Regions from separate parts of the Homo sapiens genome. Here all the other regions are linked to region 3. A link is a contact called in ENCODE Hi-C data. All regions are on one chromosome and are shown on one strand. The core of a region is the stretch at or near the end of the contact, and the rest is flanking DNA. Distances in the headings are between cores, read along the strand shown. Region 1 overlaps PACS1 (phosphofurin acidic cluster sorting protein 1). Region 2 holds the start of RBM14-RBM4 (RBM14-RBM4 readthrough). Region 3 holds the start of SAC3D1 (SAC3 domain containing 1). Region 4 has its middle 4.9 kb from the start of CD248.

Region 1 (3,201 bases), core at 540-3,039, 1.1 Mb before region 3:
CAAAATAATTTAATTATACATTTTAAAGTAACTAAAAAGTATAACTGGATTGTCTGTAACACAAAGGATAAATGCTTGAGTTGGACACCCCACTTACCCTCATGTGATTATTATGCATTGCCTGCCTGTATCAAAACAAATGCAACCCATAAATATATACACCCACTATGTACCCACAAACATGAAAATTAAAAATTTATATATTTCGGGCTTAGCCACCACTATCTCAAGCACATCATGAAAACTAAAGGTAAACAGTAGCATGATGTTTTCAGGTTGCAAGCACTGGTTTCATAACAGGCTGTAAATTAATCCTAAAAGTCAGAACTTCTCTTTTTCAGTGGTTCTCAAACTTTGGTGTGCCTAAGGGTCGCCTGGGGAACCTGTTTAAAAATACAGACAGCGGCCAGGCACAGTGGCTCACACCTGTAATCCCAGCACTTTGGGAGGCTGAGGCGGGCGGATCATGAGGTCAAGATATCGAGACCATCCTGGCCAACATGGTGAAACCCTGTCTCTACTAAAAATACAAAAATTAGCTGGGCGTGGTGGCGCATGTCTGTAGTCCCAGCTACTCGGGAGGCTGAGGCAGGAGAATCACTTGAACCCGGGAGGCGGAGGTTGCAGTGAGCCAAGATCGCGCCACTGCACTCCAGCTTGGGCGACAGAGCAAGACTTTGTCTCGAAAAAAAAAAAAAGTGCAGACAGCAAGAGCTCACCTCTCAAGAGTCCTATTTAGTAGCTTCATCAGCAGTAAGCCTAACAATAATAAGAAACACAATATCAGGGCTGGGATTAGGGTGAGGCAAGCAAGGGACCCAGGGTACAAAACTTAAAGAAGTGCTTGCTCTCAGGTTTGTGCAAGTGCCAAGACAGTAAGTGCCTCCTCACACACTTCGTGGGGCATGTCACTTGACTCACTCTAGTCTTGGTCCTGCAAAGTATAGGGTAGTCCATGGACCATCAGCATCAGCATGGCCTGGGGACTTATTAAAAATGCAAAAGCCGTCTGGGCACCATAGCTCACCCTGTAATCCCACTTTGGGTGGTTGCTTGGGGACAGGATTTCAATACCAGCCCAGGTAATATGGCAAGACTCCCATCTCTGTAAAAAAATTTTTTTTAATTACCTGGGCATGGTGGCAGAAGTCTACAGTCCTATCTACTAAGAAGGCTGAGGCAGGAGCATCACTTCAGTCCATGAGTTTGAGGCTGCAGTGAGCCATGATCAGGCCACTGCACTCTAGCCTGAGTGACAGAGTGTGATACTGTCCAATAAATAAATAAATAAATAAATAAACGGGGCAAAATCTTGGCCTACCCCAGACCTACTGAATCAGAATTTGCATTTTATGCTGGGTGCTGTGGCTCATGTCTGTAATACCAGCATTCTAGAAGCCCAAGGCAGGTGGATCACCTGAGGTCAGGAGTTCAAGACCAGCCTGGCCAACATGGTGAAACCCCGTCTCTACTAAAAATAAAAAAAGAATTTGCATTTTAACAAGATTCTCAGGTTATTCCTGTTCACATTAAAGTCTGAGAAACAATGAATAGAAGGGATGCTCAAATTTAGTTCTGCAACTGAAACCAAAACCCTAAGCACTTTTTAACCTATCATGCTGCATTTCTAAAATAGGAAACAGTGAGTAATGGCTCTCCACTGGAGTCCAAAGGACAGCCCTACAATGGCCAATATTATTGTCACCCCTTGGTCAATGGCCTGGATAATGACATAAGAGATGCTTATTAACCTGCAGGTGGCACAAAAGAGGAGGCTGCTGAGGCAGGAAGGAGCAGAGTCAGACCATCCTGACCGGCTGGATGCCAGGTAAGCACATAACAAGTTTTACATTTAGGTTAAAAATTTCAGTAATGAAGGTATAAGATGTGTGTGGTGGTTTGCTTGGAAATAAAACATATGAAACACTCTAGGAATAAATCCAAAAGTGTGTCATGAATTTAATATAATGGCATTTCAAAACAGGAAAAAATGAGTAATTCAATAATGTTGGAGTAACTAGACAGCTAGCTGGAAAAAAATTAATTTGAACCCCTACCTCACATCTTATCTTAAAATAAATTCTAGATGCATAAAAGATTTAAGTACACACACACACACACAAACACAAACACACACACTCACACAAATCCATTTAAGTACTAGCAGAAAATATGGGTATTTTTTAAACAGCCTCAAGTGGACAAGGCCTTTCTAAGTATGAATAAACTCCAAACACATGAAGTCCAGAGGTCATTTTAAAAAAGATGGCTACATTTTATTACATTAAAGAAAAACTTCTGCACGGCAAACACCAATGTAAACAGAGCTTGGAGACAAATGACGAAATGGTGGGGGGGGGGGCAATTTGTGACTCATATCCAAGACATAGGGCTATTTTCAAAAATCCCCAAAAATCAAGAAGAAAAAAGCCCAACAAGCCAAGAGAAAAGTGGGCAATGCTGAGGCTGGAGAGCCTACGGAGGCCGGGCACTGTCCTCCAATAGCTGAAGACCACTTCTGTGGGAGTGAAAAAACTGAGTCATTCATTTCTACAAATGGTTAAATCAGGACTTAGGGTGGAAATTCCCATGAGTTAAGTTTTAGCCGAACATAGAGAACTTATTAATAATTCGGGCAGTCCATACAATGGAATGGGCCTGCTTAAAAAACTGCTGAATTCTTGTTCAGTGGAAGCACTCGGGCCAAGGCTAGATGAGGGTCAACTTGTATGAAGTTTTTTGGAAGGCATGAGATGGGAAACTAAACTGCACGATTACTGAGGGTGCTTAAAACCCTAAAATTATGCAATTCTATTCAAAGACTACATCCGCTCTGGAAAAGATAGGAGAATAAATCAAATAATGATGGGCTATCACAGCTCCATAAAGACTGAAAGCCATGGTGCTCATCACTCCTAGCTTTTTATTCTAAGTAGGGTGTTCTCTGGAGTGGGGATGTTAGAGGATATGAAGGTTTTGTTAAATCATAACTCCTGCACTCAGGAATATTTTGGTTTGTTTTGGTTTTTGGTGTGTGTGTGTGTGTGTGTGTGTGTGTGTGACAGTGGGATTGGGCAGTCCTGTTTCACATTCTTGGCGTGTGTGTGTGTGTGTGTGTGTGTTAGCGGGATTGGGCAGTCCTGTTTCACATTCCTCTCCTGGGCTCCCCAAACACTGAAAGCAACAGCACAATTTTGAAAG
Region 2 (3,193 bases), core at 309-2,808, 1.6 Mb before region 3:
AAGTGGAGCAGAGACTGGCCACATACACAACGGCTGTCCCACCAAATCTTGCCAATGTAAAAGATAAAGAGCTTAAGGGATAAAAACTCAAGCTATGAAAAAGTCAACTGGGTCCCTAGTCAGGCTTAAATTATGGTGACACATTTTTCTCGAAGAAAAGGCACCGGGATCTGCCCTGAGAATCAGACTACTCAAGCAATGACTACTACTGATTCAGTAAACCGTGTTTAGCCACTGTTTAATGAAGAGCTCTCACAGACCCCTCCCCAGGACCCCCTCAGCCAGAGTATGCCCCCCTGCAAAGTCACCAAGCTTATAAAAGAATGACACTGCCCTAGGGCACTGGCTTGGCATGTAAAGACTACGCAGAAGGGGACTTCATAAAACAAGCTTTCTTGCACATGCAAAAGGCTGGGGTTTCCAGTTGACAGATGTAAAATCGAGCCCAAAGAAAAACCCCAAGTTTGAGGGAGGAGAAAAGCACAGAGCTGCCACGCCTAACCTACCTAATATTGAAAGGCCAAAGTGATTCGGAAGGGGCCCCTCTCGTACCCACGTGTAACTGTGCCCATGAGTAGACCCATGCCAGACAAGACTAAAAGACCCCAGCCCGAGAAACGTCCAAGGGCCCCGTTACCTTCCGCTTGAGCACATTCATCGGGAGGGAACAGGAGGGCGGCCTTGGGGCGTCAGCCCCCACCTTTTCCCTCTTCCCTTGCTCTGACCGACGTCTGGAGAGGAAGTGGGGAAGTGGAGAAATCTTCCCCGCTTCATGATCCGGCTTGTGCCCGTCACTTCCCAATTTCCGCTGGGTGCCAGGCCCAGGAGACCAGGAGAAGGCGCGCCCCCGGAACACTCGCAAGGCTCTCAGGCGCGTCCCCGGCCCCGTAGCTTGGCTCGCAGTGGCCGCCGCACCCACCCAGAGCCGCTTCCTCCTACTTGGTGGACGGTTCCTGGACCGCAGGGGAGGAGGGTGGCTCTACCCAACGCGCCCCCAACACCTCCGACCTGCTCCCGCGCACTTCCCCACCCCTCCCAACCGCGCAGTGACCGACCCCCGGGTAAGGGGCGTGGCTAACAGGCAGAGTGCCCCGAGCGCGCCCCCGCCCCCGAGCGCGCCTCCGCGTTACCTTTCACCACGTCACACTCGATGACGCGTCCGCGGCGCTCGAAGAGGCTGCGCAGTTCCTGGCTCGTGCATGCAGCCGACACATTGCCCACGAAAATCTTCCAAGTATTAAGAGGCCTTGGGCGCGACATCTCCACCACGAGCGCGCGCCCCGGCCGCAGCTCGTGGCCGTGCAGGGCTTCGATGGCGCGCAGCGCGCCCGCGTTCTCGCGCATGTGCACGAAGGCGAACTGTTTCATGACGGCGCAGCTCATGACCGTGCCGTAGGGCGCAAAGAGGGCTGCCAGCTCCTCCGGAGTCGTATCCGCCCCGTCGACGTTGCCCACGAATATCTTCATTTTGTCGCCGCAGCCACCTTCCTGGAGAGCCCGGACCTCTCCTCCAGCGACAGGCAAGACGTCCGAACGACCGGCAGTCCTCCTCAGGAATGGCTGGCGACCGAGAACCCCGCCGCGCAGGCGCCCTGGCCTAGCCAATGGGGACTCGCATCCCGCGCGTCCAGCGACCAATCAGAAACGCTGAGGGAAGATGTGCTCAGGCACAGCCAATCCCAGAGGGCCTAGAGCCCGCTCGTTAGCTGAGGGGGTGGGAAAGGGACGACCAACCGCCACAGCCCGTGGCGGGAGAGGGGGTTGGGAAGAAGAGGGAGGGCTGAAGAGAGGAGAACGCGCGCGAGCGGCGCCGGCGGCAGAGAGGCCTAGTCTGTAAGGCGGTCTCTGGCCCGGGTGGGGCTGGGACCGGCGGGCTCCCAGGAAAACTTTGTACAATTGGAAGTCAGGGCTCCTCCCATTCTGGAAGCCCTGTCCAAACCCGCGCCTGGGGGTTGCCGCGTGAGTGTACGGGGGAAGGCCGGGCCTGGCGGGAGAAACCAGGACAGGCGCCTTGAGTCGGCAAACGGCTCCCAGGACTGTGCTGAGCACCGCGAGGGGACCTGAGGCAGGCCCCGGAGAAGCCCTCGTGCCATTAATTGATTCTTTGGAAACATTCCCTGGGGTTGCTGAGGTCCTGGCAGCCGGTGAAAAATCAAAGGCCTCTGCCCTGATGGAATTCCCAGTCAAGAAATAATGGAATGACGTTATTGTATGTTGAAGGTTTTCATAATAAACAGTTTAATAAACGAGAAAATTAATTCTGCAGGAAGCAAAAGTTGAGCCTTAAAAAAAATTTTAGTCCGGGAGCGGTGGCTCACGCCTGTAATTCCAGCACTTTGGGAGACCAAGGCAAGCAGATCACCGGAGGTCAGGAGTTCAGGACCAGCCTGGCCAAAATGGTGAAACCCCGTCTCTACTAAAAATACAAAATTAGCCGGGTGTGGTGGTGCGCGCCTGTAATCCCAGCTACTTGGGAGGCTGAGGCAGGAGAATCACTTGAACCCGGAAGGCGGAGGTTGCAGTGAGCCAAGATCACGCCACTGCACTCCAGCATGGGCGACAGTGAGATTCCGTCTCAAAAATTTTTTTAAACAGATTTGAGTATGTAAATAAGATTGTTGCATGGCAGACAACATCAAAAACATAGACATGTGACAAACTCAGGGAAATATTTGCCTACGTGTTCAGTCAACAAATAGCACCTACCATGTGGACACCACCAAGAATATAGCAGTGAACAAAAAAAAATGACAGAAATCCCAACCTTCTTGGATCTTATGGTGGGGAGAAACAGGCAAGAAATAAGTAAAACATAAGCGTGTTAGATGGTGATGAGGACTTGGAGTAATCAAGGGAACTAAGCCATCCTCTGAGGGAAGATCATGCCGGCCAGAAAGTACAAGTCAAAGAGTGCTGGGGCAGAAGCAAATCTGGTTCAAGGAAGAGTCAAGAGCCAGTATGGGCCAGGCCCGGTGGCTCACGCCTGTAATCCCAGCACTTTGGGAGGCTGAGGCGGGCGGATCACCTGAGGTCAAGAGTTCGAGACCAGTCTGACCAACATGGTAAAACCCTGTCTCTACTAAAACTACAAAACATTAGCTTTGCGCAGTGGCAGTATCATAGCCAATGAGGTTTATCCGAGGCGCAATTATTGCTAATTGAAAACAAAACATTAGCCATGCATGATGACTGG
Region 3 (3,134 bases), core at 544-3,043:
TTAGCCGGGTGTGATTGCATACATCTGTGGTCCCAGCTACTTGGAAGGCTGAGGCAGAAGGATCCCTTGAGCCCACGAGGTTGAGGCTGCAGTGAACTATAATTAAGCCACTGTACTCCAGCCTGGGCAAGAGTGAGACCCTGTCTCAAAAAACACAAACAGGCCGGGTGCAGTGACTCACGCCTGTAATCCCAGCACTTTGGGAGGCAGAGGTGAGCTATCATTTTGAGGTCAGGAGTTCGAGACCAGCATGGCCAACATGGTGTTGGCCTGTCTCTACTAAATATCCAAACACTAGCCGGGTGTGGTGGTGCACGCCTGTAGTCCCAGCTCTTTGGGAGGCTGACGCAGGCGAATAGCCTGAACCCGGGAGGCGGAGGTTGCAGTTAGGCAAGATCATGCCACCGCACTCCAGCCTGGGCGACAGAGCTAGACTCTGTCTCAAAAACAAAGAAAGAAACAAATAATAAGAGTTTATTGGAATGCATCGCCCATAGAAAGTATCTCTAATGCCTTAAACTTCTGTCTCAGGTATATTCGTGGGCATATGTGTTCTTGTTTGCTTGGTAACCCTGACTGGGCGGGGAGGTTAAAAGAGTTTGAAAATCAGCCGGGCGCGGTGGCTCACGCCTGTAATCCCAGCACTTTGTGAGGCCAAGGTGGGCGGATCACGAGGTCAGGAGTTCGAGACCAGCCTGACCAACATGGTGAAACCCCCGTCTCTACTAAATACAAAAATTAGCTGGGTGTGGTGGCGCGCGCCTGTGATCCCAGCTACTCAGGAGGCTGAGGCAGAAGAATCGCTTGACCCAGGGAGGCGGAGGTTGCAGTGAGCCGAGATCGCGCCACTGCACTCCAGCCTGGGCGACAGAGCGAGACTCAAAAAAAAAAAAGTTTGAAAATCACTATTTAGACCAATTCTCCCTTTCCACCCTTGCCCCCTCCACTTTTATTCCTGAGACAACTAAGACCCAGAGATGGGCCCGAGGTCCCACGTCGGGGCTCGGTGGATCTTGTGCTGTCCTGGGAGGGGGCTAATGGTGAGATGTTAAAGCTAATCCTTCCTTTCCCTACCTCCACTGTCATGGTGGGCTCCTGTCCCCACGCTCTGCCCAGCCGCCAGGATCCCGACTCACCCAGGTTATAGAGCAGAAAGAGGCCCTGGAAGGCGGGTTGGCGGGGGTGCGGCCCGGCGCCCCGCGCGTAGCAGCGCCGCAGCGAGCCGAAGCCCTCCTGCACCTGGGCCTGCAGCAGCACCGGGTCCGCGGGTCCCCGCGCCGCGTCGGGCCCGAGCCGCGCCACTACGGTCAGCAGCGTGGCCAGCGCCGCCTCCAGCACCACAGCTGCCTCGGCGTCGCCCGCTCCCTGCAGCGCCAGGTCCAGGAGCACAGCTCGCAAGCGGTCTGCCACGAAGCTGGCCACCTCGGCGCGGGCGATGTCGGCGCTCTCCGCCACCTCACCGGCCAGGTAGCGCACGGTGGCCAGCAGCACGGAGGGCGGACGCAACTGGCTGGGCGGGGGCCGGGGCTTGCCGGCGGCGGGTCGGCTGTACTCCTTCACCGCGCGCTGCGGATCCGCGCGGGGCGGGTCCTGGCGGCAACCCGGCACCACCTCCAAGCGGTGCAGGCGGTGCTCCCTTTCGCGCTGGGCGCGCTCGGCGGCCGGGCACATGTCCGGGCAGGTGCCCACGGGCAGCTCGCAGCCGGGCATGAGGGGGCTGCGGGGAGACGGTGGGCGCTCAGCATCCCGGGGACGGCAGTGCTGCGGGAAGGCACGCGAGGCCGGCCGGGGGGTGGGGAGCGGCGGGTCGGGGCGGGGCTGAACCTGTCTGGGCCCGCCTTCCCGCCATGATCCCCGGCCTTCGGGCCGCCCATCGAGCCACCTCTGTCCTCTCACCCAGTCCAGTCGAGTTGGCCTCCCGAGATGCACTGCGTTGTAGTCCAGCTACGCCTCTGCGGCTCCGCGCGCTCTAGGGCGGCTAACGGCCCCCATCGAGCGCCAAGTTCAGCTTCGCGCGCTCCCCTTAGTGTTTTTAACGTGTAGCCCGGGCCGCTCCCATGATACACCGGTGTAGTCCCTGCCGCAACCAACCGCTTTGTGGTGAGGCGGGGCGGGGCGGGGCTGAGGCCACGCCTTCCAGCCCGCTGAGCAATCAGGATTTGGCTTTGGGGCCTCTGAGACAAGTACCCGGGCTTTGGGTTCCTCTCCTTCGTCCCTTCCACCCAATAAACCGGCTCCATCGGCTTGTCCTCTATTTCCCTGAGACTATGCTCCCTATTTTCTAGCTCAGGGGCCAGCAAATGTTTTCTGCAAAGGGCCAGGTTGTAAATGTTTTGGGATTTGCAGGCGGCAAAGACTCAACTCTGCAACTGTTTCAACTGCCAGTGTAGCGCGAAAGCAGCTATCACAATACTAAATGAATTAGCCTGGTTGTGTTCCAACAAATTTTATTTATGGACTCTTAAATTTCATATAATTTTCACTTGTCACATATAAATTTCACCTGTCATTGTCACAGAATATTATTTTGATTTTTTTAATCATTAAAAAAAGTAAAAACCACTCTCACAGCCCTTACATTAAAAAGGAGGTGGGCCAGATTTGGCTGCAGGTGGGAGTTTGCAGACCCCAGTTCTAGAGGGGTAAACTAATGGTTTAATGACCACAGCTGCTGCTCACACATCAAGACAGACAGACATGGGCCGGGCGTAGTGACTCATGCCTGTAATCTCAGCACTTTGGGAGACTGAGGCGGGTGGATCACTTGAGGTCAGGAGTTCGAGACCAGCCTGGCCAACATGGTGTAACCCCGTCCCTACTGAAAATACAAAATATTAGCTGGGCGTGGTGGCATGTGCCTGCAATCTCAGCTACTGGGGAGGCTGAGACAGGAGAACTGCTTGAACCTGGGAGGTGGAGGTTGCAGTGAGCCGCGATCCCACCACTGCACTCCAGTCTGGGCGACACAGCGAGACTCCAACTCAAAAAAACCCCAAAAAGACAGGCAGGGTCAGAAGTGTGAGTCCTTGATTCCAAGGTGGCAGGTGTAATCAGGGAGCTAAGAATTCATTATTTTTCTCATTCTTGGTCCAGTTACCTACAGAAATGGCTCCTGTAATTACAAGACCAGGAGG
Region 4 (3,402 bases), core at 415-2,914, 1.3 Mb before region 3:
CCTTTTGCCAGGGCCGCACGTTGCTCTTGTCCATGTTGGCTGGGGGTGGTGGGGGACAGACAGAGCTCAGCAGACCTGAGCTTGAGCGAGGGCTCCGGCTGCTCAGGACTGAAGTGTCCCAGGAACTGGAGGGCCTGGTCAAAGATCACAGCCTGGTGGGAGTGACCTCCCTCATTTCGTGCTCACTGCCTTGGGGGGCGGGGGTGAGACCTGGGGAGGGGAGGCGCCAGTTCCCACCGCCTCTGTAATTTTTCAGTTACAGCCTCTTGGGGGCCTCTAATTAGGACGGGGCAGAGCCGCCACGACCACCCGGGCAGGCGAGGAGGAGTGGCCCAGCGCCCCCTTCGGGCCTGGACCTGAGCTGGAAGGCTGAGCTGGGCCCCAGGGAACCAGGAAAGGAGGGGCCGGAGCTGGGGATGAACCAGGGGGTCGCGGAGGGGGCGGAGGGAACGCTACGCACCGCCCCCGGTCCCCGCTCTCACGTTCCCCTAACTCAAACCAGACGTCCCCGCCAGATCCTGCACAGCTTTAACCTCGGAGACGCCGTCGGGCAGGTTTGCTGGATGCCAATGAGGGTTGCGAGGCGGCCCAGACGGCTGAGTCTGGGAAGGAGGTGAGGAAGCCTGGGGAGCGACAAGGCCTGCAGAGACGGGATGGTCTGGAGTCCCCTCCGTGACCTCGGGTAGGGATCTAGAGCGCCTCGAGGGCAGGAAACAGTTAAATACACTGCAGTCGGAGGCGGGGGATGGGAGTGGGGAAGGGGGCCCAGAGCCGGCTCTTTGTCATCTGGTAATGAGCACCAGATGCGGAGCTGCGTGCGGGCCTAAACAGACGGCCTCCCAGGGCAGAGCCCCGGCCTGCGCCCAGCCCGGGCTCAGCCCACTTACTCGCAGGCCCCGCCTCATTCGGGCGCGGCGGCGAACTGCATACTCCAGCGGTATCAGCCCGGACCTGGGAGCTACGAGCCACGCCTACTCGCTGCAGAACAGAAGAGAGCCCCCGGGAGCTCTCCAGAGGCCCCGCCCACAAAGCCACAAGCCCCGCCCCTGCCAACTCAAAGATTCCAGCAGCGATTGTGCCCGCCCCCTGCCCTCTTGGCCCCGCCCAGTCCCCCGCCCACAACCTACAAGCCCCACCTCCTCCGCTCGGCGCGCGCAGATTGGCGGAACTATTAGTCTCGGCTTCTAGGAGGTATGAACTTCGCCCCGAGTTTACACATTCTCTTCACGCGGCGCTACAGGCCCCGCCCAACACAACTGCAAGCTTCGCCTCACAGAGCCCTGGACACTGCAGGGAATCCCTCAGAGGTCTTAACTCTGTTGGGGGATGATGTAAACTCCGCCCTCCAGGGAAACGTGTGAAGTTCCCCTCAACCTCCTCTTCAGGCTCCGTCCCCAGCTACAAGCTCCGCCCCCTCTCAAGCTCACAAAAGTGGAAGAACTGCGCCCTCGTAGGACTGTCACACCTCACACATCGAGCGGAGGTAGCGGTTCACCTACACGGAGCCCCGCCCCCGGGGCCGCCCACGAAAGATGCAAGCCACGCCCCTGGGGGCCCTGGAGTCCCGCCCACCCAGAGCGCCCTGGCTGCGGCGTAGCGCACAAATACGGCTCTGCGAAGAGCGCTACCGAGCGAGCCTCTTATCGCACGCCCCGCCCACACTCAGGCTCACCCTCTTGGCGCAAGCACCGCCCACTCCACCCCTGGGTCCCTTACCACCTTCGCGATATGCCCAGATCCACCAGTCCTCCGAACCCCTCATCTCTCACCACGATGCCCTTGAACCTGGCCCTGGAGCCCTCTTCTTCCTCCACCTACGGTTTCCGTTTGTCCAGATTTCGGGTTCTCTGGGCGAGCCCGGAGACTGGGCCCGGACAGCCGGGCAGATGGCGTCGATGGGCCTTTGGCGCCACCTGGCCTCGGCCCCACGGACTTACAGCCACCGCGAGGCCTCGGTAGGGCCTCTCTCTCAAAGCGTACTAATTGCTCAGTAAATAGAAATAGCTGCTTAATTCGTTAAATGTTAGTGTTACTTAAATATCTGCCGACTCCCCCCACGGGACAGCCCATCCTTTCGCAGATGCCTTTCGTCGTATGTGGAAATTCGTCCCTAAGGGAGCTTCGCACTGGCCCTCGAGCCACCCTATGAGCTGAGCGCCCCTGACAATCTCTAAAGTGGCTGGCTGGTCGAACTCTTGCTGTCTCTCCCCGACAAATCCTTTCGCCTGGAGGGCGAAAGCATCGCCTCTCATCTGGCGGCCTAGAATTCCTAGGACCAGGTTTCCCCCGCCCCCACCTAGTGCTCCAAAGGCTAGACACCTTCCCTGGGGGCTGTGTTGCGAAGGGGTGGGTTTGGGCGGGGAAGCCCTCAATTAGGAGCTGAAGGTCGTAGTTTTTAGGGACAGTGTCTCAAGGGAGACCCTATCTCAGCTCTCATCTCTACCTCTGAAAATAACAGCCTGGAGGGCAGGAGACGCTGAAGTTCAGGGCTAGGAACCCAGTAAAATATTTTTCAAACATTAGTGGGACAGACAGGGAGCAACCCTTGAGGAGGAAGGGAGTTGACACCACTGAGCTCCAGTTGGGCCCTTTGCTTCCTGCCTTAGCTGCCAACCTTGCCCTTACCCACCTCCGGGCAAATCAGGCCTGGGGAGAGGGATACTTTCCAGACCAGGTTCCAATGCTCGTGCACTAGCCATTACAAATGTAAATAGGGTTTAGCGCTAAATACTGACGATAATAATAGTGAATGCTTGAAGCACTTCTGTTTTGTTTTTGTTTTTGTTTTTTGTTTTTGTTTTTGTTTTTTCGAGACGGAGTTTCTCTCTTGTTGCTCAGGCTGGAGTGCAATAGCGCCATCTCGGCTCACTGCAACCTCCGCCTCCCAGGTTCAAGCGATTCTCCTGCCGCAGCCTCCCAAGTAGCTGGGATTACAGGCACCCACAACCACGCCCGGCTAATTTTTGTATTTTTAATACAGACGGGGTTTCACTATGTTGGTCAGGCTGGTTTCGAACTCTTCGCCTCAGGTGATCCACCCACCTCAGCCTCCCGAAGTGCTGGGATTACAGGCATGAGCCACCATGCCCAGCCTTGAAGCACTTCTTACATGCCCGGTCCTTTTTTAAGGGCTTTACTTGGCTTAATCCATGTAAGATTCATAACAACCTCCAAGAAGTAAGTGCCGTTCTTACCACAATTTACAGAGTAGGAAGCTGAAGGCACTTGCCTAACTGCATTAAGCCATCTGCCCTAGTTGACCAACTAGTAAGTGGGGGTTTGAACCCAGGCAGATCCTGTGATCTTTACCCCCTACAGCAAAGCCAGTCCATATGTGATAGCCAAGTCTCTAATCAGAAAATGCCCACACCTGGCCAGACGCGGTGACTCACGCCTGTAATC

Evidence for each region. A loop is a pair of places that touch in the nucleus more often than their neighbours do. Pooled maps may share reads with other maps.
Region 1: a pooled map shows a loop between it and region 3 (3-fold over the local background). The contact joins the enhancer-like site here to the promoter of SAC3D1 in region 3. A Hi-C loop is called at or near these places in 2 of 50 pooled maps.
Region 2: a loop to region 3 is called in a pooled map, with 7 times the contacts of the local background. The contact joins the promoter of RBM14-RBM4 here to the promoter of SAC3D1 in region 3. A Hi-C loop is called at or near these places in 4 of 50 pooled maps.
Region 4: a pooled map shows a loop between it and region 3 (9-fold over the local background). The contact joins the enhancer-like site here to the promoter of SAC3D1 in region 3. A Hi-C loop is called at or near these places in 2 of 50 pooled maps.

What each region holds. Positions count from the first base shown.
Region 1 is chr11:66,136,184-66,139,384 of GRCh38, reverse strand. The region is part of intron 1 of PACS1 (phosphofurin acidic cluster sorting protein 1); the gene reads right to left. Among named protein-coding and RNA genes, the nearest start is that of PACS1, 68 kb to the right of the region's middle. RefSeq lists a silencer at 316-475. Within about 2 kb of position 1,789, at least 6 of the 41 ENCODE cell types and tissues checked have a DNase peak (open chromatin) inside an H3K27ac peak, as active enhancers do.
Region 2 is chr11:66,614,995-66,618,187 of GRCh38, reverse strand. It overlaps RBM14-RBM4 (RBM14-RBM4 readthrough), which reads right to left and starts at 1,558. Exons shown (of 2, transcript NM_001198846.2): 1 at 1,131-1,558. The coding sequence starts at 1,467. RBM14 (RNA binding motif protein 14) reads right to left here and starts at 1,558. Exons shown (of 3, transcript NM_006328.4): 1 at 1,131-1,558. The coding sequence starts at 1,467. It also overlaps the pseudogene RNU4-39P. RefSeq lists enhancers at 1,313-1,542, 675-1,608, 1,973-2,082.
Region 3 is chr11:65,039,869-65,043,002 of GRCh38, reverse strand. It overlaps SAC3D1 (SAC3 domain containing 1), which reads right to left and starts at 1,793. Exons shown (of 2, transcript NM_013299.4): 1 at 1,137-1,793. The coding sequence starts at 1,710. It overlaps SNX15 (sorting nexin 15), which reads right to left. Exons shown (of 8, transcript NM_013306.5): 8 at 2,431-3,134. It overlaps ARL2-SNX15 (ARL2-SNX15 readthrough (NMD candidate)), which reads right to left. Exons shown (of 11, transcript NR_037650.2): 11 at 2,431-3,134. RefSeq lists silencers at 1,125-1,174, 1,195-1,874.
Region 4 is chr11:66,310,478-66,313,879 of GRCh38, reverse strand. No RefSeq gene overlaps it. Among named protein-coding and RNA genes, the nearest start is that of CD248, 4.9 kb to the left of the region's middle. RefSeq lists a silencer at 1,430-1,679. Within about 2 kb of position 1,664, at least 39 of the 41 ENCODE cell types and tissues checked have a DNase peak (open chromatin) inside an H3K27ac peak, as active enhancers do.